Linked DNA regions of Homo sapiens: all the other regions are linked to region 5. Evidence: chromatin contacts called from ENCODE Hi-C or POLR2A ChIA-PET data. All regions are on one chromosome and are shown on one strand. The core of a region is the stretch at or near the end of the contact, and the rest is flanking DNA. Distances in the headings are between cores, read along the strand shown. Region 1 holds the start of GMFG (glia maturation factor gamma). Region 2 holds the start of LGALS14 (galectin 14). Region 3 has its middle 19 kb from the start of EGLN2. Region 4 holds the start of EGLN2 (egl-9 family hypoxia inducible factor 2). Region 5 holds the start of AKT2 (AKT serine/threonine kinase 2).

What was found. A loop is a pair of places that touch in the nucleus more often than their neighbours do. ChIA-PET counts read pairs that join two places held with the same protein, here RNA polymerase II (POLR2A). Pooled maps may share reads with other maps.
Region 1: a pooled map shows a loop between it and region 5 (5-fold over the local background). The contact joins the promoter of GMFG here to the promoter of AKT2 in region 5. A Hi-C loop is called at or near these places in 1 of 168 maps with a recorded cell type or tissue (CD4-positive, alpha-beta T cell), 1 of 37 single-sample maps with no recorded cell type and 10 of 50 pooled maps. POLR2A ChIA-PET finds 5 or more read pairs at or near these places in 2 of 52 experiments (Panc1 and naive thymus-derived CD4-positive, alpha-beta T cell).
Region 2: a pooled map shows a loop between it and region 5 (4-fold over the local background). The contact joins the promoter of LGALS14 here to the promoter of AKT2 in region 5. A Hi-C loop is called at or near these places in 1 of 37 single-sample maps with no recorded cell type and 1 of 50 pooled maps.
Region 3: a map of ascending aorta shows a loop between it and region 5 (2.9-fold over the local background). The contact joins the enhancer-like site here to the promoter of AKT2 in region 5. A Hi-C loop is called at or near these places in 1 of 168 maps with a recorded cell type or tissue (ascending aorta), 1 of 37 single-sample maps with no recorded cell type and 5 of 50 pooled maps. POLR2A ChIA-PET finds 5 or more read pairs at or near these places in 2 of 52 experiments (OCI-LY7 and naive thymus-derived CD8-positive, alpha-beta T cell).
Region 4: a loop to region 5 is called in a map of B cell, with 14 times the contacts of the local background. The contact joins the promoter of EGLN2 here to the promoter of AKT2 in region 5. A Hi-C loop is called at or near these places in 2 of 168 maps with a recorded cell type or tissue (B cell and chondrocyte), 10 of 37 single-sample maps with no recorded cell type and 17 of 50 pooled maps. POLR2A ChIA-PET finds 5 or more read pairs at or near these places in 1 of 52 experiments (naive thymus-derived CD8-positive, alpha-beta T cell).

What each region holds. Positions count from the first base shown.
Region 1 is chr19:39,333,447-39,338,759 of GRCh38, forward strand. It overlaps GMFG (glia maturation factor gamma), which reads right to left and starts at 2,597. Exons shown (of 7, transcript NM_004877.4): 1 at 2,528-2,597; 2 at 1,989-2,085; 3 at 1,815-1,864. The coding sequence starts at 2,530.
Region 2 is chr19:39,702,779-39,708,640 of GRCh38, forward strand. It overlaps LGALS14 (galectin 14), which reads left to right and starts at 1,703. Exons shown (of 4, transcript NM_020129.3): 1 at 1,703-1,765; 2 at 3,819-3,895; 3 at 4,400-4,610. The coding sequence starts at 1,751. RefSeq lists enhancers at 1,610-1,739, 1,760-1,849.
Region 3 is chr19:40,815,104-40,820,796 of GRCh38, forward strand. It overlaps the pseudogene CYP2F2P. Among named protein-coding and RNA genes, the nearest start is that of EGLN2, 19 kb to the left of the region's middle. RefSeq lists an enhancer at 3,411-3,620. Within about 2 kb of position 3,633, at least 16 of the 41 ENCODE cell types and tissues checked have a DNase peak (open chromatin) inside an H3K27ac peak, as active enhancers do.
Region 4 is chr19:40,795,222-40,800,440 of GRCh38, forward strand. EGLN2 (egl-9 family hypoxia inducible factor 2) reads left to right here and starts at 3,970. Exons shown (of 6, transcript NM_080732.4): 1 at 3,970-4,041; 2 at 5,118-5,219. It overlaps RAB4B-EGLN2 (RAB4B-EGLN2 readthrough (NMD candidate)), which reads left to right. Exons shown (of 12, transcript NR_037791.1): 8 at 5,118-5,219. RAB4B (RAB4B, member RAS oncogene family) reads left to right here. Exons shown (of 8, transcript NM_016154.5): 8 at 1,349-1,721. MIA-RAB4B (MIA-RAB4B readthrough (NMD candidate)) reads left to right here. Exons shown (of 10, transcript NR_037775.1): 10 at 1,349-1,723. RefSeq lists silencers at 3,748-4,107, 4,258-4,307.
Region 5 is chr19:40,282,307-40,287,753 of GRCh38, forward strand. AKT2 (AKT serine/threonine kinase 2) reads right to left here and starts at 3,039. Exons shown (of 14, transcript NM_001626.6): 1 at 2,875-3,039. MIR641 (microRNA 641) reads right to left here and starts at 335; the gene lies at 237-335. RefSeq lists enhancers at 2,064-2,203, 3,360-4,191 and a silencer at 2,574-3,073.

The DNA.
Region 1 (5,313 bases), core at 1,347-3,846, 950 kb before region 5:
AACAAAAAAATTAGCCAGGCGTGTTCAGGAGGCTGAGGCAGGAGAATTGCTTGAACCCGGGAGGCGGAGGTTGCAGTGAATCAAGATTGTGCCATAGCACTCCAGCCTGAGCAAAAAAGATCGAAACTCCGTCTCAAAAAAAAAAAAAAAAAAAAGAATGACCACCTTTAGGTGAGCACTTACCATGTGCCAAGGCATCGTTCTATGAAACACACATGGATTAATTCATGCAACTATCCCGTAAGTCTGTGGGGTAGGTCCCATCATTATGCCCACTATACAGCTGAGAAAACTGAGGCCCAGAGGTGTTAAGGCATTTGCCCAAGATTGCACAGATAGAAAGCAGCAGAGTTGAGATTTGAATCTGGGTTCGAATCATAACTGCTTCACTATACTGCCTTTCAGAGGGCCTGAGAGAGCCCCAGCCCCCAGTCTCCATGGATTCCCTTATAAATCCTTATCGCAACACTAGAGAAATAAGCCTTATTATCATTCTTGTTATTGATAAAGACAGTGAGGCCACCAGGGGGGTGAGGTCTACCCCCTTTTTTTTTTTTGTAGAGATGGAGTCTTTTTTTTTTTTTTTTTTTTTTTGAGACAGAGTCTGTCGCCCAGGCTGGAGTGCAGTGGCACGATCTTGGCTCACTGCAAGCTCCGCCTCCGGGGTTCACGCCATTCTCCTGCCTCAGCCTCCCGAGTAGCTGGGACTACAGGCACCCGCCACCACACCCAGCTAATTTTTTGAATTTTTAGTAGAGACGGGGTTTCACCATGTTAGCCAGGATGGTCTCGATCTCCTGACCTTGTGATCCGCCCGCCTCAGCCTCCCAAAGTGCTGAGATTACAGGCGTGAGCCACGGCACCCAGCCGAGATGGGGTCTTGCTTTGTTGCCCAGGTTGGTCTCAAAACTCCCAGCCTCAAGCAACCCTCCCACCTCAGCCTCCTGTGTAGCTGAGATCACAGGTGCACACCACTGTGCTTGGCTAATTTTTGTATTTTTAGTAGAGTTAGGGTGTTACCATGTTGCCCAGGCTGGTCTTAAACTCCTGGGCTCAAGTGATCCTCCTGCCTCAGCCTCCCAAAGCGCTGGGATTACAGGCATGAGCCACCATGCCTGGCTAGCTTTTTAACTTATATGGAAACTCTTTCATTTAAATGCCAATAAAGCATTATTATCATCATTATTAAGATCATCATCACCTTATTGAGCACATACTAAGTGCCAGGCCTTGTTCTAAACCCATTACAAGAATTAAATCACTGGATGTAAAAACAAGCCTATGAGATAAGTACTATTCTCCCCATTTCACAGATGAGGAAATAGAGACACAAACAGGCAAAGTCTCTTGCTGGGGGTCATGAGTGAGCTAGAACTTGATCTCCAGGGTTTTTTGTTTTTTTGTTTTTTGTTTTTGTTTTTGAGACAGAGTCTTGCTCTGTGGTTCAGACTGAAGTGTAGTGGCACAATCTCGGCTCACTACAGCCTCCATCTCCCGGGTTCCAGCGATTCTCCTGCCTCGGCCTCCCAAGTAGCTGTGATTACAGGTGCCCACCACCATGCCTAGCTAACTTTTTATATTTTTAGTACAGATGGGGTTTCACCATGTTTGCCAGGCTGGTCTTGAACTCCCAACCTCAGGTGATCCACCTGCCTCGGCCTCCCAAAGTGCTGGGATTACAGGCATGAGCCACTGTGCTCGGCCAATCTCCAGGTCTTTCTACCCCCATGCCAGGCTCTTCATATCAGTTCCAACCACTTGGTTCTCCCAGTCTCACCCTGTACCTCCCAGTCCCAATCACCCCAGCCCATCACCTGAAATTCTTCCTCCAGCACCACCATCTGCCGGTCTTTGTCCACCTTCACTGGGGAGGGGTGGCACACAGGGATTAGACACTCCCCCTGATCCATGGGGGACACAAGCCCAGCCCTCCCTATCTGCCCTCACCACCGCCCTCCCATCCTTCTGTGGGGGAAGATGTCACTCACTTATGATGGCTGCATTGTCTGTCTCTTTTCGGAAGCGGAATTTCCTCAGCTTTTCTGTTAGCTCTGGGTCTACCTCGCACACCACCAGGGAGTCAGACTGCCGGAGGGACCCAGGAAGAGCTGAAATGGCCTGGCCTCAGCCCTCACCCCTTCCCCAAACCTGTTTCTCCATCCACTAATGAAGAGGAGCATCGCGCCGGCCCATCTGATGCCTTTGTGAACATTGAGAAAAGGCACCCTTCCCACAGAGTAGATACCCCTCACCAGGGCACTCAGCTTGGGGGGCGGAGCAGAGGCTGGGTTCCCGCCTTCTCCACGGGGACTCTTGGGGGACACTCAAGGAGGTGCAGAGATCCACTTCCTGAGCCTAAACCCAGAGCCACTGTCTCTCTGTTCTTCCAGCCGGGCTGTTCACCACAGTTGGGCCCCCTTCCCGGCCCGTGACCTCCATCCCATAGCCTGACCTTCGCCCAGGTGTCCTCCAAGCCCCAGCCCCAACCCCAGCCCCAGCTCTTCCCATAGAACCCCTGGCCCCTGACCATGATTGTTCTGTCCACAGGCCTCTTCTTTTCTTAGTTCCGCTGTCTTCTAGGCGTGGGGACCGGGGCTGTAGGGGGGCGGGCTGTGCAGTAGGAGGAAGGTTTCATCCAACACCACATCCTGTTTATGCCCTTTCTGGGACAACTGTCACAGAGGGCTCCTCCCCCTCCTTCCTTCCCCTCATCTGCCAGGACCTGTCAGGAAATCGCTCAGACCAGGGTTCCAAAGCTTCCTTGCTGTGTGACCCTAGCTAAGTAACTTCACCCCTCTGATTTGAGATTGTGGTGAGGATATAAATAGCTTCACATCGGCCGGGCATGGTGGCTCACACCTGTAATGCCAGCACTTTGGGAGGCCGAGGCGGGCGGATCACCTGAGGTCAGGAGTTGGAGACCAGCCTGACCAACATGGCAAAACCCCATCTCTACTAAAAATACAAAATATTAGCCTGGCATGGTGGTGCACGCCTGTGATCCCAGCTACTCGGGAGTCTGAGGCACAAGAATTGCTTGAATCCGAGCAGCAGAGGTTGCAGTGAGCCAAGATCACATCATTGCACTCTATCCCAGGCAATAAAAATACAAATAAATAAAAATAAATAAATAAATAGCTTCACATAGCTGCCAGCATGGCAGACACAATAGGTACTAAAAACGAACTATTTTGCTCCTCCCCTCCTCCAGGTGGCCTTCCTAGATTTACCCCCATCTGGGATATTTGAATTGCAGGGCTGGAAAAGGGGAGTTTAGTCTTTTGCTGGTCAGACTGACGCCCATTATGTCAATGGCAAAATGGGGACCAGAGGGGCAACCCCACAGTGCCTGGGTAATGGTGACTTTTTTCCTGCACTTTTCCAACCTCACTAGCCTTGCAATGACCTATGAGGCCCTACAACAAGGGAGTTCAATCCCGTCAGACCGGTACCCAATTTTTTTTTTTTGAGACAGGGTCTCACTCTGTCGCCCAGGCTGGAGTGCAGTGGTGCGATCTCAGCTCACTGCAACCTCCGCCTCCCAGGTTCAAGCCATTCTCCGGCCTCAGCCTCCCAAGTAGCTGGGACTACAGGCACGTGCCACTACGCCCGGCTAATTTTTGTATTTTTAGTAGAGATGGGGTTTCACCATGTTGGCCATGTTGGTCTCGAACTCCTGACCTCAAATGATCCACCTGCCTCAGCCTCCGAAAGTGCTGGGATTCCAGGTGTGAGCCACTGTGAGCCACCATGCCCGGCTATTTTTTTTATTGAGTATTTTTGCACTGCCCCCTTTTCCCATCCCGAAATAAAATTCCTAGATAATATAACCTACTTACACACATAAATTCAAAAAAAAATCAATATAATGTCCTGACTGTCATATAAAGAAGAAATAAAAGGAATGTAGTTCACACAAAAACCATATGTATTTCAGTGAGAAGATAAAAGCAAACAAAAGACAATTTCCACAGGGTCCTAGGCCAACTGTGACTGGCCCACTTCCCTCCATGGTGGGCAAACCCCGGACCCTACACTGGACTCTACCCCTTCACCTACATCTCTGCAGCTGTCCTCTCTCTCCCTCTTGTCTCACCAACGTCCCCATGCCTCCTGGATCTTTCTCCTTAGCCTCCATGCAGTGTTACTTCTTCCATCTTAATTTTTTTCTTTTCTTTTTTTCTTTTATTTTGAGACAGGGTCTCATTCTGTTACCCAGGCTGGAGTGCAGCGGTGTAATCATGGCTCACTGCAGTCTCCAACTCCTGGGCTCAAGCCACCTTCCCACCTTGGCCTCCTAGGTAGCTGGGACTATAGGCACGCAACACCATGCCTGGCCAATTTTACTTTTGATTTTTATAGAGACAGGATCTCGCTATGTGGCCCAGGCTGGCCTCAAACTCCTGGCCTCAAGCGATCCTCCTGCCTCAGCCTCCTGGTGTGCAGGGATTACAGGCGTGAGTCACTGTGTCTGGCCTCTTCCATCTTAAAAACATAAAACTGTATCTCCTGTCCAGCTGCTGCTCACTCATTTCCTTCCCTTTTCTGCAAGATTTCTCAAAAGAGGCCGGGCGTGGTGGCTCATGCCTGTAATCCCAGCACTTTGGGAGGCCAAGGCGGGTGGATCACGAGGTCAGGAGATCGAGACCATCCTGGCTAACAAGGTGAAACCCCGTCTCTACTAAAAATACAAAAAATTAGCCGGGCGTGGTGGCAGGTGCCTGTAGTCCCAGTTACTCAGGAGGATGAGGCAGGAGAATGGCGTGAACCCAGGAGGCGGAGCTTGCAGTGAGCCAAGATTGCGCCACTGCACTCTAGCCTGGGTGACAGAGTGAGACTCCTTCTCAAAAAAAAAAAAAAGATTTCTCAAAAGAATAATCTACATTGCTGCCTCCAATTTCTCCTCCCAGTTTTCTCTTCTGCCTTCTCCAATCAGCCTTTCACCTGTATTCCTCTCAGCTGACATGCCCTTGTCAAGGTCACCCATGCACTCCACGGTGCTGGATCTAATGGTCAATTCTCACTCCTCCTCAGCCACATCTGACACAGCCCATCACTCCCTGTTCCCTGAAACATCGTCTTCATGACACCACACTTGCCTGGTTTTCTTTTTTTCTTTTCTTTTTTTTTTTTTTTGAGACAGGGGTCTCGCTCTGTCACCCAGGCTGGAGTACAGTGGCACCATCTCAGCTCACCGCAACCTCCGCCTCCTGGGTTCAAGCGATTCTCTCACTTCAGCCTCCCAAGTAGCTGGGATTACAGGCGTGAGCCACCACACCCGGCTAATTTTTTTTTTTTTTTCTTGAGATGGAG
Region 2 (5,862 bases), core at 453-2,952, 580 kb before region 5:
TTTCTTTTTTTTTTGAGATGAAGTCTCACTCTGTCCCCCAGGCTGGAATGCAGTGGCATGATCTTGGCTCACTGCAAGCTCTCCCTCCCGCATTCATGCCATTCTCCTGCCTCAGCCTCCTGAGTAGCTGGGACTATAGGCGCCCGCCACCGGCCCGGCTAATATTTTGTATTTTTAGTAGAGACAGGGGACGCTTCTCAAAAGTACACATACAGGTGGCCAACAAGTATATAATAAAAGCTCAATATCACTGAACATTAGAGAAATGCAAATCAAAACTACAATGAGATACCATCTCACACCAGTCAGAATGGCTCTTCTTAAAAAGTCAAAAAAGGACAGATGCTGGCAAGGGTGTGGAGAAAAAGGAGCACTTACAGATTATTGGCGGTGGTGTAAATTAGCTCACCCATTGTGGAAAGCAGTGTGGTGATTCCTCAAAGAGCTTATAACAGAACTACCATTAAACCCCGCAATCCCATTACTGGGAATGGTGTATACACTACTGTATACACAGAAGAATAGAAATTATTCTGCCTTAAAGACATATGCATATGAATGTTCATTGCAACACTGTGCACAATAGCAAAGACACAGAATGAACCCAAATGCCATCAAGGACAGATTGGATACAGATAATGTGATACATATACACAATGGAATACTATGAAGCCCTAAAAAAGAATGAGTTCATGTCTTTTGCAGGAACATGGATGGAGCTGGAGGCCATTATTTTTAGCAAACTAATGCAGGAACAGAAAACCAAATACTGCATGTTCTCACTTATAATTGTGAACTAAATGATGAGACTCATGGACACCAATAGGGGAACAACACACACAGAAGCCTACTTGAGGTTGGAGGGTGAAAGGTGAGATAGGAGCAGAGAAAATAACTATTGGGTACTACGCTTAGTACCCAGGTGAAGAAATCATATGTACCACAAACCTCATGACATGACTTTATCTGCATATGTACCCCTGAACCTATAATAAAAGTAAAAAAAAAGAAAAAAGAAAAAAAATCTCATCTTTCTCCCAGAATCTGCAGGAGAAACAATATCTCTGAAACTTTGTTTTACATGGACTCCAAGACAAAGCAGAGAATGCAGCTAGAGCCCAGGTATGTGACAGACAGATGAGAGTGACCCTCACCTGGCAGATCCAAGGGGCCTAGTGTGAGGCAGGTTCATGCAAGAACTATCTCTACTTCTCTTCCCAGATCCTCCTGAGGATCAAGGTCAAAAGGATCTGACCCTTAAAGGCCCTCCCAGAACCTTTAAAGGCAAAGAGAAGAATTACCTTCTAGGTCTAACGTCTTTTTCCAAAATTCCCAATTTTTTATTTTTAGTCATTGTACAAATTGAGGAAATGTACACCTTCTGGCTAGATTCTGCATACTGGAGAAAAAGCTTGAGAGGCACAAAGGCTGGGCTTTACAATCCCTACCCCTCACTCCATCATCCTTATCTATGCATTTCCCTGGTAACCCAATCCACAGCCTGGTACCTCCCCCACTGTCATTTCTGCTGCATTACAGACACAGACCTGCAAACATCTATGGTTGTGACAGAGTTTCTTTCTGACACCTGAGTCTTTCTCCTGCTGCACGGAAAGCTTGCTGGGAGGGGCTTGGAATCTGGCATGAAGCCAAAGGGCATCTCTGAGTTGCAGCATTTAAATGATCCCACTCAGAGATTCACACAGAAGACTGGACACAATTCCGAAGAGCTGCCCAGAAGGAGAGAACAATGTCATCACTACCCGTGAGTTGAAAAGTCACAGCCTTCAATAATCTCAAGTCACATAAACCAAGAAAGAAACAGGGGAGGTTTTCTGAGTTGAAAATATGAGCATTCCTACTGTGAATGCATTACCGAGAGTTGTGGGTGTGTAGAAGAGAAACCCTGAGGCTGTGGTATCTGAGATGATTGTGGGTGTAGGCTGTGGACCCTGGACCAGTGTAACCCTCTGTGAGGGTGTGGTGGTGTCTGATGAGAGTGAACTCTGCTGAGATTAAGTGACTTTAGGTGGGAGGTGGATGACCCACCAGGACCGGCAAGTGTGTGAGTGAGTGTAAGGGGGTGAGTGTGCTTTGTCTTCCTGTCTGTGATGTGAGTGTGTGTGGGCACAGCCAGACCAGTGCATGGTCATCTTTATGTGCACAGTGAGCAGGTGTGTGTAACTCAGTGAGTGGCATGGCTCTGTGTGACTATGGGTGTGTGTGCTGGGATGTGACTGGGTATTGAAGGGAAAACATGCACGTGGCCTTCTGTGCATGTGAAGGTTCCTCCCCACACAGCAGCACCTCTGATGAAGCACCTGTGTGTCTTTTCATGTGTGGCAATGTGGATCCCAAGTGGCTTAACTGGTGGGGATCTTGGGGATTGTGAGTTACCAAGGACTCGTTTCAGATCACTTATGAGAGCGAAATATATCATCAGTAGATATCTCTTCCCAGTAAGAGTGAGGAAAAGGAACGCAGATTATGGGAGAGATGGTTCCTCAGGTGGGGACTGCACAGAGTGATCACTGGCTTTTGCCTCCCAGGCTCAGCTTCCCTGTCGCTAGCCCAGCCTGTTCTTCCCATTGTGGAACAGGCGAGTGTGAAGATACTGATTTGCCAGGGAAGAATATTAGAGGCCGTGGTTAAAGAGACGGAATCAAACAAAATATCCACTGTAAGCTCTGTCTGAACTGAGACTAAACTTGTTCCTCCACTCATGAAAGAACAAGCTGTCTGAATTCAGACAGTGCTTACTGTGGACATTACTCAACAAAGCAGCTGGGTTCACTGGTTCATGACTATAATCCCACCAATTTGGGAGGCAAAGATGGGAGGGTAACTTGAGGCCAGAAATTTGAGACCGGTCTAGGCATCATAGTGATATGCTTTCTTTAAAAATCTTTAAATATCTGACTGGCAGAGTGGCAGACACCTTTCACCCCAGCTACACAAGAGGGGGCAGATGTGTGAGGATCACTGCAGTCCAGGAGTTCGATGTTTCAGTGAGCTGTGATTGCACCACTGCATATCAGCCTGGGTGACAGAGCAAGACCCTATCTCAAAAATACAGAAAAATCATCAACCACTTGCAGTCGTCGTAGAAATCAATCATTCCCTCCAGTTATGTCCCTGACCCACAGGCTTCATTTGTGCAAGTACTGGGGCTGTGCTGTCAGTAATGTGTGCCGCTTCTGGGAAGGACGTCCATTGCCCTTGATGATTGTGGTGCGTGTACATCCCACACACAGGGGTTTCCTGTTCTTTCGTCATTTCCCTTTCTCTTTCAACAAGTGTTGTTTCTCACTGGAGTGAATTTTTAAATTCTTTCACCCTCAAGTCTTGTTTTCATTTTCTGAGTTGAAAATAAGGCAGGTCAGTGTTTCAGGAGGACTCCCCTGTTCTGTTAGGTCACCCCTAATTGACCCTATACATGCCAGGGATTAGGGTAAAAGTTTTACCTATATTAACTCCTCTATTACTGAGAACACCCTACAAAGTAGGAATTCCTGATAGTCCTCCTTGTCCTGGGGAAACTGAGGCAGGGAGAGGTTAAGTAATAGATCTAAGATTGCACTGCTAGTATAAGGCAAAATGAGGACTGGAATCCAGGCATCCGGGCTCTTGAACAATTGCTCTTACCTATGGATCCACCATATCTTCAGGAATATGGGGCCCTGACTGTGGTAGGGTGAAAGGGGAGAGGCCTCAGAGTCTGACCTTTGATCTCTAACCTCCTGCACCATGGGAATCTGTTACATAGGGGAGGTTACACCTTACCCTTTAGCTCTCACTCACTCTCCATACCCTGGCAGGTACCATACACACTGCCTGTTTCCTTGCCTGTTGGTTCGTGCGTGATAATCACAGGGACACCGATCCTCACTTTTGTGTGAGTACTCCATGGTCCAATGGAGGGGGTGGAGGAGAGAAGGGAGAATATTTGCTAAGGGTTTAACCTTATGTGTGAGTGATGTGGAAAACTCTAGTTGGCATAATGAAGGCCTCATGCAAGTGCAGGCCCTGGAGACCTTCCAGCAACAGACATGAGACCTGTAGAAACTGCATGCAGGCCAGCCACGGAACCTAGGGGAGGAGAACACTCAGTGGGTTTGGGTTGTGGCTCTTTATTAAAGGGCATAGAATTTTCAGGAAATGAACAAGTCATAGGCCCATGTCACTGACTGGCGCTCAGTTTTTGTCTGGGGATGAGGAACACAGCATCTCCCTGCCTGGGGGCATGAGGAGCTAAAGCGTCCCCACAGGGACCAGGACTGCAGTATCATCGGGGAGACTTTTTGCCCTGGGTAAAGGGGGGAAGGGATTTGTGTGTGTGGCGAGTGTGTGTCTGCACAATGGGGGGACCTGCCCAACATGCTGTGTGCTTTGACCTCAGCAAGGACCCACAGCTGGAGGTGAATTTCTACACTGGGATGGATGAGGACTCAGATATTGCTTTCCAATTCCGACTGCACTTTGGTCATCCTGCAATCATGAACAGTTGTGTGTTTGGCATATGGAGATATGAGGAGAAATGCTACTATTTACCCTTTGAAGATGGCAAACCATTTGAGCTGTGCATCTATGTGCGTCACAAGGAATACAAGGTGAGTACTTCAGGATCTTCCAGCGCTGGAGCTCTGTGGGCTCTTAGAGCAGGAGGCAGCTTTCATTGACCTGGTGCCACCAGTCCCTTGGGGCCCATCTTCCATAACTATTCCTGTTTCAGGTTTTCATCACAGAGCACCCTCTGCTTGCACTGCCATCCTCAGCTCTTTCCCAAATCTGACCAAGATCAAGGTCGGCTCACCTGCCATTTCCTCCAAAGTGGAGAATCTCCTCTGTCTTTTCCCATAGTGCTCATTTCTACTTATGCCATTTTTAAAATTTTCATTTAGCTGAATGTATACTATATACTTAAGAAAAAGGTGGTTTTAATCATTCAAAAATTATGTTTCAATTTTGGGCCCAATTCTACTCATAAGAACACCATTACTAGAGTTCTGCTCTTCTTCAGAAAGAAACTTTTTATTTTTTTATTTTTTTGAGACAGAGTCTCACTTTGTCATCCAGGTTGGAGTGCAGTGGCGTGATCACAGCTCATTGCAAACTCCACCACCCAGATTCAAGCAATTCTCTTGCCTTAGTCTCCCAAGTAGCCGGAATTACAGGTGCATGCCATCACACCTTGTTAACTTTTGTATTTTTAGTAGAAGAAGAGTTTCACCATGTTGGCCAGGCTTGTCTTCAACTCCCGACCTTGTGTGATTTGCTCACCTTGGCCTCCCAAAATACTGGGATTACAGGCATAAGCCACCGTGCCCAGCCTTTCAGAGGAAATCTTTTCCTATGGAAGCATGTAGATATGTCTATGATTGCATTTGTTTTTAAGCAAATCCTGGTGTAAGTTGCTCTACACATTACACTTTAGCAACTAAGTTGATTTGTTGTCAAAGAATATATCTTGAAGACATTATCAATCCACGGTGCCGCTTCAGTTTTTAAAGATTACATAATATTGCATTAAAAAGTTTACCCAAAATTATTGAACTTGACCCTTTTTTGGGCATTAAAGTTGTTTCCAGTATTTTGCTCTCACAAATGATGCCGTATTAAGTTTTATAGTCAATCCTCTTGTCATTACTAATTTCCCAATACTTATACTGGAAGATAATTAGAAAAAAATGAAAAAAACAGCTCAAAAATGTGTAAATTTTAAATTTGAAAAATTAACACTAAGAAGGTGACTTTCTCTATAGCCTCGACATAAGGAATATATCCATAGTTTCCATTCTTTTTGGCTTTCTCTAATGAGTAGGCCAAAAGATTCACATCTTATTCAGATTCAAGTGAGGGATC
Region 3 (5,693 bases), core at 2,383-4,882, 530 kb after region 5:
TGCTTTAGGGTCTCTTTGTCTTTCCTCTCTCTGGACATCACTGTCTTTCCCTTTTCTCAGTGGCTCTCTTTCTCCTCCCGGTCTCTGTTTTCCAGGATCTCTTTGCCATCCCTGCGTATCTGTCTCTTCCTTTTCCTCTCCATCTCTTCTCAGTGTCTTCACGTGTTTTTCTCCATCATCTCTCTCTGCCTGTCTTTCTCAGGACCTCTGAGTCTCTCTGTCTCTCCCTCTCTTCTCCCTCTCTCCCCCGACCTCTGTGTCCCTGGCTGGGTCCTGGGGCAGACTCTGGTCAGCCTGTGATGGGAACAGTGTGGGGATTAAAGAGCTGACATCTTAATCCCCATGTGGGCACTGCCTATAAGCCTCACTCCAGTCAGCCCCATGCTCAGCAGAGCATGTCCCAGTTTCTGCATCACTTTGGGGAGACCCCGTTCAGGGTAGAGCCTCCCAGGCCACCTCCACTGATGGCTGAGGGGCCAGTTCCACTCTGCCTGAATCTGGCTCGATGTGCTTTGGGACGCCTGCCCAGCGAGAACAGCCACTGTCAGCAGGATGTTAGGGTATTAGGTCGGGTCCCAGGTTGGGAGGGTACATGCCTGGGGTTGCCATCCTCATCCCAAAGGGGAGAATTTCAGAGAATTTCAGTGAGAGGGTGGGAGGGCCGAGTGCAGTGGTTCATGCCTGTAATCCCAGCACTTTGGGAGGCTGAGGTGGGCAGATCACTTGAGGCCAGTAGTTCAAGACAAGCCTGGCCAACATGGTGAAACCCCATCTCTACTAAAAATACAAAAATTAGCCGGGCATGGTGGTGCATGCCTGTAATCCCAGCTACTCTAGGGAGGCTGAGGCACGAGAATCACTTGAGCGCTGAAGGTGGAGGTTGCAGTGAGCTGAGATCATGCCACTGCACTCCAGCCTGGGCAACAGAGTGAGACTCTGTCCCCCCAACCCTCCAAAAAAAAAAAGAAAAAAAAAGAAAGAAAAAGAAAAGAGGGGCTCGGGATTGAGGGAGAGAGCCTCAGTCCTCAGAACTCCCATTGTCATTGCTCATCTGTCTTTCTCTGGTCATTTCTCTGTTTCTTTCCATTTTCTCTCTCAATTCCCCTGCCTCCCATTTCTTAGTGTCGGTATTTCTCTGCTTTTCTCTGTATTTAAGGGTGTCTGCCTCTTTCTTGGTCTCTGACTTGTGAATTAAAAGGTAGTAGTTAGAAGTGCAGTGTCTGAGTAGGGCATGGTAGTGTGCACAGGTTGTCCAGAACTTTGGGAGGCTGAGGCTGGAGGATCACTTGAGGTCAGGAGTTCGAGACCAGCCTGGGCAATATAGTGAGACTGCCTCTACAAAAAATAAAAATAAAAAAATTAGTGGCTGAGTGCAGTGGCTTATGCCTGTAATCCCAGCACTTTGGGAAGCTGAGGTAGGCAGATCACCTGAGGCCAAGAGTTCAAGACCAGCCTGGCCAACATGGTGAAACCCTGTCTCTACTAAAAAAAAAAAAAAAAAAAAAATTAGCTGGGTGTGGTAGCGGGCGCCTGTAATCCCAGCTGCTCGGGAGGCTGAGGCACGAAAATTGCTTGAACCCAGGAGGTGGAGGTTGCAGTGAGCTGAGATCGAGCCACTGCACTCCAGCCTGGGTGACAGAGCAAGACTCTGTCTCAAAAAATAAAAATAAAAGTAAATTAGCCAGGTGTGGTTGTGGTGCACCCTGTAGTCCCAGCTACTCAGGAGGCTAAGGTGGGAGGATCGCTTGAGCCTGGGAGGCTGAAACTGCAGTGAGATGTGATTATGCCATTGCATCCCAGCCTGAGAGACAGAGTGAGAGCTTGTCTCTAAAAAAAGGAAAAAAAAAAAAGAAGAGGAAGAAGAAGAAAAAGAAGTGCAGTGTCTGTAGCCTCAGAGTCTGAATTTAGATACCAGCTCTGCCTGTTTCTGTGTGATCTTGGGCAACTCACTTCACCTCTCTGAGCCTCAGTTTGCTCATCTGTAAAAATGTGGTAATACTGCTTTGTGGCCAGGTGTGGTGGCTCATGCCTGTAATCCCAGTGCTTTGGGGGGATGAGGTGGGAGGATCGCTTTAGGTCAGGAGTTCAAGACCAGCCTAGGCAACATTGCAAGACCCTGTCTCTACTAAAGATTAAAAAAAAAAAAGTTAGCCAGGCACGGTGACTGTAGTCCCAGCTATTTGGTGATCTGAAGCAGAAGCAGGAGGATCAGTTGAACCCAGAAGTTCAAGGTTGCAGTGAGCCTTGAATTGTGCCATTGCACTCCAGCCTGGGCAACAAGAGGGAGACCCTGGCTATAAAAGAAATAAACAGGGTAGGTGCGGTTGCCGGTGGCTCACGCCTCTAATTCCAGCACTTTGGGAGGCTGAGGTGGGCGGATCACAAGGTCAGGAGATTGAGACCATCCTGGCTAACAGGGTGAAACTCTTGTTTCTACTAAAAATACAAAAAATTAGCCGGGCGTGGTGGCGCACGCCTGTAGTCCCAGCTACTCAGGAGGCTGAGGCAGGAGAATCACGTGAACCAGGGAGGCGGAGGTTGCAGTGAGCCAAGATCGCACCACTGCACTCCAGCCTGGGTGACAGAGCGAGACTCTGTCTCAAAAAAAAAAAAAAAAAGGAAAGAAAAAAGAAACAAAAGCCCCCAAAACAAACCAGAGCAAAGTAGGGAGACTTAAATGAGGCATTCAGAACAGTGTGCAAATAGGGAGTGTCATTTAGTGTCAGTGCTTGTTCCATCTTAGCCTCACTTTGCCCTGCTTTCCCCATCTCTCTGCAGTGCCCTGCATCTCTTGCATATTCTCTCTGATATCTCTCTGCTGTCATCTTCTTCTTGATATCTCTCTGCTGTCTTCTTCTTTTTCTTTCTTACTTTTTTTTTTTTTGGGGGGGGTCTCACTCCTGTCTCCCAGGCGGGAATGCAGTGGCACAATGATAGTCCATTGCAGCCTCGACCTCCCAGACTCAAGAAATCCTCCTGCCCCACTTTTTGACTTTTTTGTAGAGTCAGGCCTCACTCTGTTGTCCAGGCTGGTCTCAAACTCCTGGGTTCAAGCGATCCTCCCGCCTCGGCCTCCCAAAGTGCTGGGATTACAGGTGTGAGCCACTTCGCCTGGTCCTGCTATCTTTTTCTCTGTCTTGGTTTCTCTGCCTCACTGGCTTCAGGTCCTCGCAGCCTTTACCTTCAAGCCTGTCTCCAGGATACAATTTGTCCCACCCTAGCCACCCTAAAGGTGAGGGCAAAACTAGCCAGTGTCTCCATCTCTGCAGCCAGCTCCCTTCTCCCCATCCTAAATGACTCTCATTCTCACTTTAATTCAGCCAAGACTGGTTTGAATCTATTACAATGTACTAAGAAATGATACAAAAAGCCCAGAAAAGGGCGTGCCATAGAACAAGCTCTGTGGGTACAAAAAGACATGCCACATCTGCCTCTGCCCTGCAGACGGGGTACAGATTGGAGGGATGGGGGAAGGGCACGCGGCAGGCACAGCATGCAGGGAAGACAGCGTGACTGCCAGAGGGATGGAGGCAGACCGTGGACCAAGAAGGGGACGTAGCAACCCACATGGGTGGGCCTCATCGCTCACAGGCGAATCTGGAAGGGCCGGGGCGTTAGCGCGGGTGCAGGCACAGCTGGAAAGGCCGCGGCAAATTGCCAAGACCTGAGCTGAGCGGGGTCAGGTCGATGTCCTCGGGCGCACCCAGCGGCTGCAGCGAAAAGCTCTGCAGGATGGCGGTGAGGTACAGAAAGAGCTCCATGCGCGCCAGCGACTCTCCCAGGCACAGACGGTGCCCTGCAGGGGTGGCAGGATGGGGAGCGGTGGTGAGATAAGATGAGGTTAGAGGCTGCAACCCCACATTCCCAGAGGAAAACATAAGAGGAAAGGAAGACAGCAGCTGGGGACGTCACAGATTCACCCATGTAAAGATGTGGGAAAGATGCTTTAAACTGTGGAGCGGAATGACCTGGGCTGCTTGGGTTCGAATCCCGGTGCTGTCACTACTAGTTTTGTGATCCTGGACAAACCACACTTTCTGGGTATTTAAAATGGGGATATGAAGACTGGGCGCGCTGGCTTAGGCCTGTAATCCCAGCACTTTCGGAGGCCGAGGCAAGAGGATCTCTTGAGCCCAGGAGTTTGAGAGCAGCCTGGGCAACACAGCAAGATCCCATCTCTATAAAAAATTTAAAAAAAAATGTGCAAGGTGGCACATGCCTGCAGTCCCAGCTGCTTGGGAGGCTGAGGCGAGGGGATCACTTGAGCCCAGGAGATCAAGGCTGCAGTGAGCCATGATCGTGCCACTGCCCTCCAGCCTGGGTGAGAGCAAGACCCTGTCTCAGAAAGAAAAATAAAAGGAGGGATAGTAATAGTGCCTCATGAGGCTGCTGTGAATGGTAAACACAGGGAAAGCAGTGAGGCTGTAAGTAGCTCACCATGGGCCATGCCCTACTCTAAGCATTACATCACAATTAATTCTAACAACTCCAAGAGGCAGGCCTTAGTATTATCTCCATTTTATAGATGTGGACATTGAGGTACAGAGAAGTGAAGTAACATACCCAAGGCAACACAGCTAGGGGGTGACAGATGGGATGCAAACCCTGCTGGAATCTGGGCTGCACATTCCCAGCGGAAAACATAAGCTCTTAGCTGGGCTCTTGTAGAGGCAGCACTTGACGCACAGTAGGCAATATGGTAAGTTACCTATTATTATGCCAGTTGTTTTTTCTTTTCCTGCTACTGAGTAAAGAGGGAAGTATTTTTCAGCAGGGTAAAGAGGAAAGCCAAAAAACAAAACAAAACAAAAACCCTAGAACCACCTCAACTGCGCCACCCAGTGGAGAGGTAGACAATGACCACTCCCAAGTTCAATTATTATTTTTTCTTTTAAACATTTTATATATTTTTTATTTTTGGCTAGTCAGTATTTTTTATTTTAGAGAAAGGATCTCGCTCTGTCGCCCAGACTGGGGTGCAGTGGCATGATCATACTCACTGTAACCTCAAACTCCTGAGCTCAAGTGATCATCCCACCTCAGCCTCCCAAGTAGCTGGGACCGCAGATGCACACCACACCACATCTAGGTAATTTAAAAATTTTCAGTAGAGAAAGGGTCTTGCCATGTTGTCCAGGCTGGTCTTGAACTCCTGGCCTCAAGCGATCCTCCCACCTCAGCCTCCCAAAGTGCTGGGATTACAGGCATGAGCCGATGAACCTGGCCCAAGTTAAATAATAATTATTATAATTATTATTTATTTATTTTTTTGAGACGGAGTTTTGCTCTTGTTGCCCAGGCTGGAGTGCAATGGCGCGATCTCGGCCCACTGCAAGCTCCATCTCCTGGATTCAAGTGATTCTCCTGCCTCAGCCTCCAGAGGAGCTGGGATTACAGGCATGTGCCACCATTTCCTGCCTAATTTTTTTTCTTTTTTTTTTTTTTTTGAGATGGAGTCTCACTCTGTCGCCCAGGCTGGAGTGCAGTGGTGCGGTCTCTGCTCACTGCAAGGCCCGCCTCCCAGGTTCACGCCATTCTCCTGCCTCAGCCTCCCGAGTAGCTGGGACTACAGGAGCCCACCACCATCCCCGGCTAATTTTTTTGTATTTTTAGTAGAGATGGTGTTTCATCGTGTTAGCTAGGATGGTCTCGATCTCCTGACCTTCTGATCTGCCCGCCTTGGCCTCCCAAAG
Region 4 (5,219 bases), core at 2,720-5,219, 510 kb after region 5:
GAAGCTCCCAGGTAATGCTATATACAACCAAAGTGAGAACCACTAACCTAACGTTGTCTCCCCAGCTTGGGGAACAGTGAAATGAGACTTAGAGCCAGGGTGATCCAGGAACATAGAGGGACACAGAAAGATACAAAGGCAGGTTCATTTTATTTATTTATTTATTTATTTATTTATTTATTTATTTAAATTTTTTGAGATGGAGTGTCCCTCTGTTGCCCGGGCTGGAGTGCAGTGGTGTGATCTTGGCTCACTGCAACCTCCGCCTCCTGGGTTCAAGTGATTCTCCTGCCTCAGCCTCCCAAGTAGCTGGGACTACAGGCACCTACCACCACGCCTGGCTAATTTTTGTATTTTTAGTAGAGACGGGGTTTCACCATTGGCCAGGGCGGTCTGAACTCCTGACCTTGTGATCTGCCTGTCTCGGCCTCCCAAAGTGCTGGGATTACAGGCGTGAGCCACCGTGCCTGGCCGATTTATTTATTTATTTATTTATTTATTTTGAGATGGAGTTTCGCTCTTGTTGCCCAGGTTGGAGTGCAATAGTGCAATGTCAGCTCACCGTAACTTCTGCCTCCTGGGTTTACAAGATTCTCCTGCCTCAGCCTACTGAGTAGCTGGGATTACAGGCATGTGCCACCACACCTGGCTAATTTTGTATTTTTAGTGGAGATGAGGTTTCTCCATGTTGGTCAGGCTGGTCTGGAACTCCCGACTTCAGGTGATCTGCCCGCCTCGGCCTCCCAAAGTGCTGGGATTACAGGCATGAGCCACCGCGCCCGGCCTATTTATTTTTTTGAGACAGTCTCACTCTGTTGCCTAGGCTGGAGTGCAGTGGCACAATCTTGGCTCACTGCAATCTCCACCTCTCAGGCTCAAGCGATGTTCCCACCTCAGCCCCCCAGGTAGCTGGGACTACTGGTGCATGCCACTACACCTGGCTAATGTTTGTATGTTTTTGTAGAGACGGGGTTTCGTGGTGTTGCCTAAGCTGGTCTCAAACTCCTGGGCTCAAGCATTCCTCCTGCCTTGGCTTCCCACAGTGCTGGGATTACAGGCGTGAGCCACTGCGTCCATCCAGATTCATGATATTTAGATGTTGAAATGTGGCTTTACAGACTCAGACAGCTCTCTGAGGCAAACAAAGAGGGAGATGCAGGTACCCTCAGCACAAGCCCCAAATTACCTGCAGGGGAGAGGCGGAAAATCAGACAATGTAGAAACCGGGAGAAGAAAGGTATGGACAGACCGATGCAGATAGGAGGGGAAGGAAATACCTGGAAATGAGATAGAGACCGGCTGGACAGACCCCGGGGACCCTGCAGGTCACCACACCCTTCTCTTTCAGCTCACCTGTTCTCCAGGACCAGCCCTGCTGGGGCCCAGGCCCAGGCTCTGAGAGGCCGTGTCCTAACCTGCCCTGGCCCCGGAGAAGCTACGTTGCCACCTGTCCCCCTTCCCTGGCCTGGTGGGGCCTGGCTTTGGGGCAAGACTGAGCCACGGGGGAAGGGGGAATCCCGTACCTGCTGCTGCTTCCTCTGTCTTGGCTAACGTCTGTCCCCCTGAACCCCTAACCATACCCCAAGAGCTCCCAAAGCCTGAGACCAGGGTCATTTGTCCCCAACTCCCCATCTGGCCCTGCTGTTGCTAGTACCTGTTATTTATTACCTGGAGGCCTGTCCAGCACCCACCCTACCCCCATAAAGCATTGTTTACACCTGTGTCTTGGCCTCCATTATTGTGAGATGGCAGGGAGATGGAAGAGGTCCCTGATGGAAGAATCATGTGTCATGGTGTTTGGGGGCCTTGTTTCTGTTTTTTTGTTGTTGTTGTTGAGATGGAGTTTCCTTCTTGTTGCCCAGGCTGGAGTGCAGTGGCGTGATCTTGGCTCACCACAACCTCCACCTCCCGGGTTCAAGCTATTCTCCTGCCTCAGCCTCCCGAGTAGCTGGGATTACAGGCATGTGCCACCACACTTGGCTAATTTTGTATTTTTAGTAGAGATGGAGTTTCTCCATGTTGGTCAAGGTTGGTCTCGAACTCCCAACCTCAGGTGATTCGCCCGCGCTGGCCTCCCAAAGTGCTGGAATTACAGGTGTGAGCCACTGGGCCTGGCCTTGGGGGCCTTGTTTCCTGATTGGACGTGGTGTGGGGTATACCAAGCATGATGACTCAGGTGCCTGTTGCGGAGGGAGGGAATTTGTTACTGTGTGGACAGTTTGTGACAATCTGTGTTCTAAGCTCACGTGTGTAAACACGCTGATGTCCCTGTGTTTGTGACATGTGTACATGTTTCCAGTACCTGCATATGGGATGATGTCTATAGGATATAATGTGTGCTGGTTGTGTGTGATGCTGACAGCCGTAACTGCTCTGTGGCCTTGGTCATTGTATTGGTGAGGCTGGTATTGTTTGGGACATCAAGGCCAGGGGATGGGAATTTGGACCTATAGGTGGGCCTCCGGTGTGTGCATGTCTGATGCCTGAGAGTCAGAGGCAGTGACTCACTACTGCGTGTGTGCCTGTGCATGTGTACCCCGAGGTCTGTGTGTGTTTTGGTGTGAATTTGGCTCCTTTTAAACACCCATGTGTGGCCAGGCGTGGTGGCTCATGCCTGTAATCCCAGCACTTCGGGAGGCCAAGGCAGATGGATCACTTGAGCCCAGGAGTTGGAGACTATAGCCTGGGCAACACAGAGAGACCCTATCTACAAAAATAAAAAACAGAAAAAGTTAGCCAGGTGTCGTGGTACACACCTGAAGTCCCAGCTATTCCGGAGGCTGAGGTGTGAGGATCACTTTAGTTGGGAGGTTGGGCCTGCAGTGAACTATGATCATGCCACAGCACTTCAGCCTGGGCAAAAGGGTAAGACCCCATCTCAAAAACAAAACTAAACTAGAAACACCCTTGTGTGGCCATGAACCCTGTGTGTGCCCTGAGGACTGCGGGCTTTTGTGCAATCCTCACGCATGTGTGGATACCAGTATGCATGCCCTTGTGCTCACGCGAACCGCCCTACGCCCTCAGGTGGCCTGCAGGGGACTGGTGCAGCCCCGAGGACACTCCCAGTTGCTCGTCGCCCTCCCATCTCCACGTCGGCCTTCACCGACCCGGCGGGAGCCTTGAGTCCCAGCTCTCCAGAGCAATGGTGGAGCGGGCAGGGCATTCAAAATGACCTTATCTCCTTAGTCTCCTAAAGTGTTCCCAGCTGGCCATGCAAATGTCTTCTCTGTGTAGCGTTCCGTGGATTTTTTTTTGTTTCATTTTTTAATTTTGTGTAAAGATAAGGTCTCACTCCGTTGCCCAGACTTTCCCTGGTTCTTTATTCTGATTCCCACAATCGTCCCGAGGGGGCAGGCCGGAGCGGGTCTTGAAAATACACATTTGCACATCCCTTCTAGTCCGCGTTCCCTTTTCTCAAGGGCAACCCGCACTTTTTTGCCTCCGTTATAAAAGATACTTATGTAAATTACTGACGTGCGAATTTACATACATTTCTCAACTAACTGCGTAGCCATTTCTCCGTCTCTCACCTCCGTTCCTGGACGGCGAGAAGGAGGAGGAGCTGACCATGTAAATGAAGTCACGCGCACCGCGCTGCCGAACTCGGTGCCCCGCGCTGGGCGGGGGGCGGGTAGGCCTGTCCATGTAAATCACATCATTTGCGTGCCCCGCCCCGCCGACGCCACTTGATTCCAACATGCAAGAAACGCCCCCTCCCAGACCCGGCCCCTCACACTGCGTTCCCCCTCCCGCGCAAAGGGGGCGGGGCGGAGGATGCAAATGAACCTCGTGTAGGCCACGGACCGCTGTTTCCTTTCTCCTTGGTAGGGGGGTTGTCCCGAACTTCCTCGCCCCGCTCCGCCCCGCCCCGCGCGGCTCGGGCCTGCGCAGGCGCCGTCCCCTCCGCGGGGCGCGGTCACGTGCCCACCGGGCGAGGCGGGGCGGGGCGTCGCGCGCGGTGGGGGCGGGGTATGGCGCGCTGTGCGGCGCAGGGCGGCTGGCACAAACGGCGGCGCCGGGGCCGGAGGAAAAAGCTCGGTGAGGAGGTCGCGGGGCGAGAAGGGAGCGGGAGGAGACTAAGCCGGAGCCGGGGCGCCGGCGCGAACCGGGCGGGGTGTGGGGGCGCGCGCCGGGGCCTGCCGGGGCGACCCCGGGAAGGGGGATGTGGGTGCGGCGCGGGGGAGGGGACGCGCGCCGGTTACGTTGGGTGCCGGCCGTTGTGGGGGTTGGGGTGGGGGCGGGGAGCGCGCGCCGGGCGGAGGCCGAGTGGAGGGGGAGGGGAGGGGGTCCGAGCGGCCCTTAGGCCCTGCCCCTGTCGCCTACTGCGCTCAGAAGGGGCCTCAGGGCCTGCCCCGGGTTGGGGGCGTTGGGGTGCCCTGGATGGGGGCACCTTTATCTCTCGTCCTGTCTCCGGGTGCGTGCACCCTCCTCCGTCCTTTCCTCTGTCGCCGCGGACCCTCTCCCCGAGGGCCCCTCCCGTCGGTCAGTCTCGGGACCTCCCTTCCGTCTGGGCGTGTGTCCGCCCCCGGCCGGCTTCCTCCCGTCGGGCTCGGGTCGACCCCACCGTCCCGCTCCGCCCCGGGTCCTCCCTCCCAGCTTCCCTCCGGTCTATTTTTCTGTCTCTGGGCCCCTCGTTCTCTTTGTTTTTGGACTCCCCAGTTTCCTCTGTCTTTTGACCCCCCCGCCCCCACCCTGACTCTCCCTGGAACCCCCACGTTTCTCGTTGTCTTTCTGGAACGCCGAGGCAGGTCCCTCCTATTTTCCAAACCCCCTCCTTTCCCACTCCTCCACACCACCCTTTTCTACTCCAGCCCTCCTTCTTCTGTCTTTGGTTACCGCGTCCCACAACCTGCACCACAGTCCTCTGTCTTAGGGTCATCTACCCAGCCCCTGGCCTCCAGCCTCTCCCTATCACTGCCTCTTATCTGTCAGCGGACTCCCGCACCTCCAGATTCTCAGGGTCCTCTCCCCGACTTGGCCTCAGGTTTTGGGGGGCCTCTATAGTCAAGTCTGTCCTGGTCGTCTTCCCCACTCCTGCCCATACCATCCCGGCTTTCCCCTGCCTGCCTGTCTCTAGTTTCTCTCACATCCCTTTTTTTTTTTCCTTTCTCTAGCCACCCTGAAGGGTCCCTTCCCAAGCCCTTAGGGACCGCAGAGGACTTGGGGACCAGCAAGCAACCCCCAGGGCACGAGAAGAGCTCTTGCTGTCTGCCCTG
Region 5 (5,447 bases), core at 1,789-4,288:
GTATGGGAGTGAACAGTGTGGTCCAAGGTCGCAGAGCTAGAACCGACTTCACCGTCCTGCTGCTAGCTAACGCAGGTCCCTGGTAGCTGTGTCACCCCCTGCATGGCTCTCTTGCTGTCTTCTTCTCCCAGCACACACCTGCCCAGGGTTAAAGGATGCCTTGCCTCCACTCTGAGGAGGGACCAAGAAATGCTGGACTGGCTGTAGGCAGAGATGCTCAGGGCAGCCTGAGGCTCAGGGGTAAGAGGAAGGAAAGACATAGGACAGTCACCTCTATAGGTAGAGGACAGAGGACAGAGGTGACTCTATCCTATGTCTTTCCTTCCTTTCACCCAGCCTGGAACCTGGTGAGCAAGGAATGCATGGCACTAGGGGCTCAGTGACCTGGGTTCAAATCCTACCCTGGCACCCATAGGGTCTGATAAGATGCGGTGGAAGGCAATTCTTCCTCTGAACTTCAATTTCGGACTCTGCAAAAAAGGACACAAATACCATATAAAGCCCAAAGCACAGGGCTGGGCAGAGTATATGCTCACAGACAAAAGCCACTCCTCCAGTTTCTCCTTGACAAGACGATCTGAGGCCAAGGTTGGCCAAGGGCTCACATCACACCTCTCCCACTTCAGCTATGAGACCTCTGGGAAATCTTTGCACTTCACAGTGAGTGAAATGATTCCTCATCTGTAAAATGGTATCACACTTCTAACTAGCTCGTAGCTCTCCATAAAATAGGCCTAACCACAGGTATGTTTTGAGACTTAAGTGAGATCACATGTACAAAAGCCCTGTCACACGCCTGGCATGGGGTGAATGCTATAAACACTGGGCATCCACTAGCTCTGGAAATGATCTGCCTCTCTGAGATGCTGTTTTCTCATCTAAAAGGGAGAGCATAACAACAGCGCCTACCGCTCTAGAATTCAAGTATTCAGCAAGTTTATCTATATGAAGCATTCCAAACAGTGTGTGGCCCACAGAATGCACTCAGTTACTGTCAGCCATCAATTTCATGATTACTGTTTTCACTGCCACTGTTAGCCCCATCAGGCAAACCCTCTAAAAGCTGGCAGGAGAGGACCAGAGGAACAAACCCCTAGTGGAGAAAGATTCTACAGAGTCGCCGCTGCCTCACAGACTGTGGGACCTTTCTCTCCAGGAACCACGAGCCACGGAAGCCAGTCAGCTTGGAAGTCACTGCTGCGGACTAGGGGCAACCATCTGCCCCCTCTGACCACATCACCAGCCCAGGTCTGCTGGGTCAATCAGGGACTGCAGCCAGTCCTCTGGGAACTCCAGACCCAGAGCAAAGGCTACAGGGCAAGCCAAGGTCATGATCTGGCCTAGGGAGCAGGGACACTGGCCACAGACCTCTGGGGCTGGCTGCTCCCAGCACCAGCCCACAGACCACAATAAGACACCAGATCCATGGGGGATCTGACTGTCCCAAGCCCTTCAGAGCAGCCTTCCTCCCTGGGCCAGGCTGGGCCAGGGGCACCCCCACTCCAAGTCCCCTTGGCCTATGCAAAGAGGAACAGCTGGGAAAACAGCTCCCGGCCTCACTGCAAGGCCAACTGTTACTGCCTTGGTGGGGAGTGTAAACATGATGTGTGACCGAGCTGGTAACTGGGAGACACAAACAGCTTCGTGGCCAGCGACAGAGGAGCATGTAGTGGTCTGCGTTGGTTCCTGGACCCTTCACATCCACTGCCAACCAAGTTCAGCCCACGAGTGAACTCCTGCTGCTTCTCTGGGAAGGTAGGAGTGGATGAAGTTGAAAAGCAGCCCATTGGAGGCTCTAGTTACTCCAGCCCAGGCGTCTTGCTGAGCCCCAAGAGGTCTCCAAATGAGAGGAAGAGGTCCTCACAATCCCAAGATCAAGATGCCCCCAGAGAGCTTCCCTGGGGGGAAGAGGTGTTCCCCCAAACACTCCTTCCTCCCAAGTTTTAACAAGCGGGTGCAGGGGCACGGCTCCTCAAATCCAAGCCCAATCCCTCTTCCTCTTCAGAATGTTAAGGCTCAGACAACTTCAGTGACTTCTAACACAGCTTTCCTCCCTCCCCTATGGAAGGAAAGAACTGTTACTGCCTGGTAAATAATCTGAGAGGGTAATGGAATCCAGAGCAGCACCTCCATGGTCCAAAGCACCCCAGTAACCATGACGTTCCCTCCAGAGTCGTTAAGAAGTTCAATAAAGGCTGAGATCAGTGTAAACCCCCAACGCCACACACGTCAAATACAGGAAACAGAAACCCCTCCTCACCAATCGGCATCACAGTCCTCCCAAAATACGCCCCTAAAACCCACTAGGGCCTGTCCCGCCCCGTCCCAGTCCCTTAAAGATCACAAACATCACAGTCCTCTGATTTGGGTTCCCCTACGTTCTAAGCAGGGCTCCCCCAACGCCGTGGTGATATAACCCAGCCACAGTTGGGGAAGCATCCTCCCCAGAAGCCCCCACCCCTGTAAATACAGCACAGCAACGGCTTCCACAGCGCCAAAAAGGTACAGCCCTCTACACTTGATGCGGCGCGCCCCCTCGATAGCTTAGCCCGCGCACGCCAGGCTCGATCTGCCCGCCGCGCCCGAAAGGTCCAGCCCCCGGCCCGCGCACGCTGCGGCCTGCGCTCCCCGTCCCGCAAACTTGCAGCGCTCCCCCCACCGCCTCAGTGGTATGGCCCGCCGCCACCGCCCCGGCCCCCCGAGGCTGGTCCCACCGCCCCCGCTCGGCCACCCCCACTCAGCTCCTGAAGGAGGGGCTCGAGGGCCGCGGTCCCCCCGCCGGGCACGGGTGGTACAGCCCATCGCGGCACCGCGGGGGGCCCGGACGCGACCATCGTGGGGGGGGCGTTCGGGGACACGCGCTGGCGCACTCACCTGTCACCGGCAGCCGCCCAGCCTCTCCGGCGGGGCTCTACCCCCGCCCATCGCCACGCTGCGCTGGTTCCCTTTCCTTGTGTTTCCCGGCAGCGGCAACGGCGCCGGCAGCGGCAGCGGCGGCGGCGACGCCTCCTCCGAGGCAGGCCCAACGGCTAGCACGGCGCGGCCCCCCCCGCCCCCTCCCCCCAGCCCCCGCTTACCGCCCCCTCCCACCCTCTGGACGGAAATACCGCCCTCTCGCGCCACAAACAGGAAGTGACGTACAAAGAGCCAGAGACGAACTCTGAGAGAGCGAGAGCGCAAGAGCAGGGCAGAGAAGGAGGCGGGCTCACAGCAGGGCGCCTGCGCACATTAGACAACTTTGGGCCTGTGTGGGTTAGAGATGGGCCTCGCTAGGCCGTGGGGCGGAAAGGCGAGATGGGGCTACGCAGGCGCACTAGGACTCCGACGTCTGCTTTCCCTAGGGCCTAGCCGTAGTGATTATTTCCCGGCAGCCCCTAGTCCGTATTTACATACGCTTTGATCTTGTTTTACTCAGTTCTGGGTTCTGACGCTCTTAAAGGACCCCGGAGCGGGAGTTAGTTAGGAGGGGTTTCCTTTTCAGTGTGCTCGTCATGGTTGAGCTCAGGCTCTGAAGCCACACAACCCCAGACTTGAATTTCCTCCTTTCTGGTGACTGTGGGCAGAAGGCTTGACCGTTTTCTGTGCCTCAGTATCCACATCTGCTAAATGGAAACAATCATCGCTGTGTCGCTGGCTTTTGAACCATTTTAATGTAAACAAAACGGTTTTTACCAATTAGTTCATTACTGCAAGATATTAATGCCACCTGCTCTCATCGTACATATTCCAGTGAATCTGGGATATAACATTTTATAATGCAACTTGGGCCCATAAAGGCCTTAAAATCACCCTGCGGCCGGGCGCGGTGGCTCACTCCTGTAATCCTAGCACTTGGGGAGGCCAAGGCAGACGGATCATGAGGTCAGGAGTTCGAGACAGCCTGGCCAACATAGTGAAACCCCGTCTCTACTCAAAATACAAAAAAAAAAAAAAAAGCCGGGCATGTCGGTGTGTGCCTGTAATCCCAACTACTTGGGAGGCTTGAGGCAGGAGAATCGCGTGAACCCGGGAGGCAGAGGTTTCAGTGAGCCGAGATCATGCCATTGCACTCCGGCCCGGGCGACAGTGCAAGTCTCCGTCTCAAAAAAAAAAAAAAAAAAGAAAAGAAAGAAAAAAGAAAAAAAATGACCCTGCAAGAAAAGAGCTTTGCACAGATCCTAATCCGTATATTAGCTAGTATACTGGACAGCTGTGAGACATCTGGCTCCCAGCCCCTCCTCTCTCATAGGGGATTGTGCTGCCTCCTGAATTTGGGTTCCAGTATGCCATATAACTTGGCAATTGTATGCATTGGTAAGTGAGAAAAATGCCTGACTGAGAGTTGAATCCTGGGTCCACCTCAGTCTGTGAGAGTGTTTCAGGCAAATCCTGCTGAGGGTTCGGCTTTCGTTTTCTGAGACGTAAACCTAATGCTGGAACTAGCCCTTTCTTATTTGGTTTCTAGCTTGGAACTTGCTGCTTGGTATTCCTAATTCCCGGTCTTCCCCATCAGTCGGTGTTAATAACTCTGACCAATGCCTCCCCCTTCACAGCCCTAACCATTTTCATCTATTACTGTCTGGTGACAGGTCTGTTTCCCCCACTGCACAGGAAACACAGTAAAGGAAGAGACCAAGACTGTCTCAGAGATCAGTGTGTATCCAACATTGCCCAGAGTGGGCTCTTGCAGAATGTTTGTTTCAAGCATTAGCCCTTCTGCCCTAATCTAGACTCAAGGTTACTGTGACCAACCCTCTTCACTCCTGTCCACACTGAACAGCTCACAGGCCATTCCCCTACGTCTAAGTCTCCCCTGGGCCAACTTGAATCCTAGCCCCTCCTAGGGCACTTAATTATGACACACTGAGATCTCACTGAAACCACCCATGTGCTTGTGTATAAACTCCTTGCAGCACTGGTAGTCAAGGGCAGTGGCTTTCTCTTTTTTTTTTTTTTTTTTTTTGAGACTCACTGCATCGCCAGGCTGGAGTGCAGTGGCGAGATCTTGGCTCACTGCAACCTCTGCCCTCTGCCTCCCAGGTTCAAGCGATTCTCCTGCCTCGGCCTCCTGAGTAGCTGGGATTACAGGCACGCGCCAACACGCCCAGCTAATTTTTTTGTATTTTTAGTAGAGAGGGGGTTTCACCATGTTGGCCAGGATAGTCTCCATCTCTTGACCTCGTGATCCACCTGCCTTGGCCTCCCAAAGTGCCGGGATAACAGGTGTGAGCCACTGCACCCGGCTCTTTCTGGTTTTGGTTTTTTATTGTTTTTTTGAGACAGGGTTTCACCCCCTCCGTCACCGAGGTTGAAATGCAGTGGCACAATCTCAGTTCACTGCAACCGACACCTCCCATGCTCAAGCGATCCTCCCACTTCGGCCTCCCAAGTACTGGGACCACAGATGTGCGCCACTATGCCCAGCTAATTTTTTTGTATTTTTGGTAGAGACGGAGTTTCGCCATGTT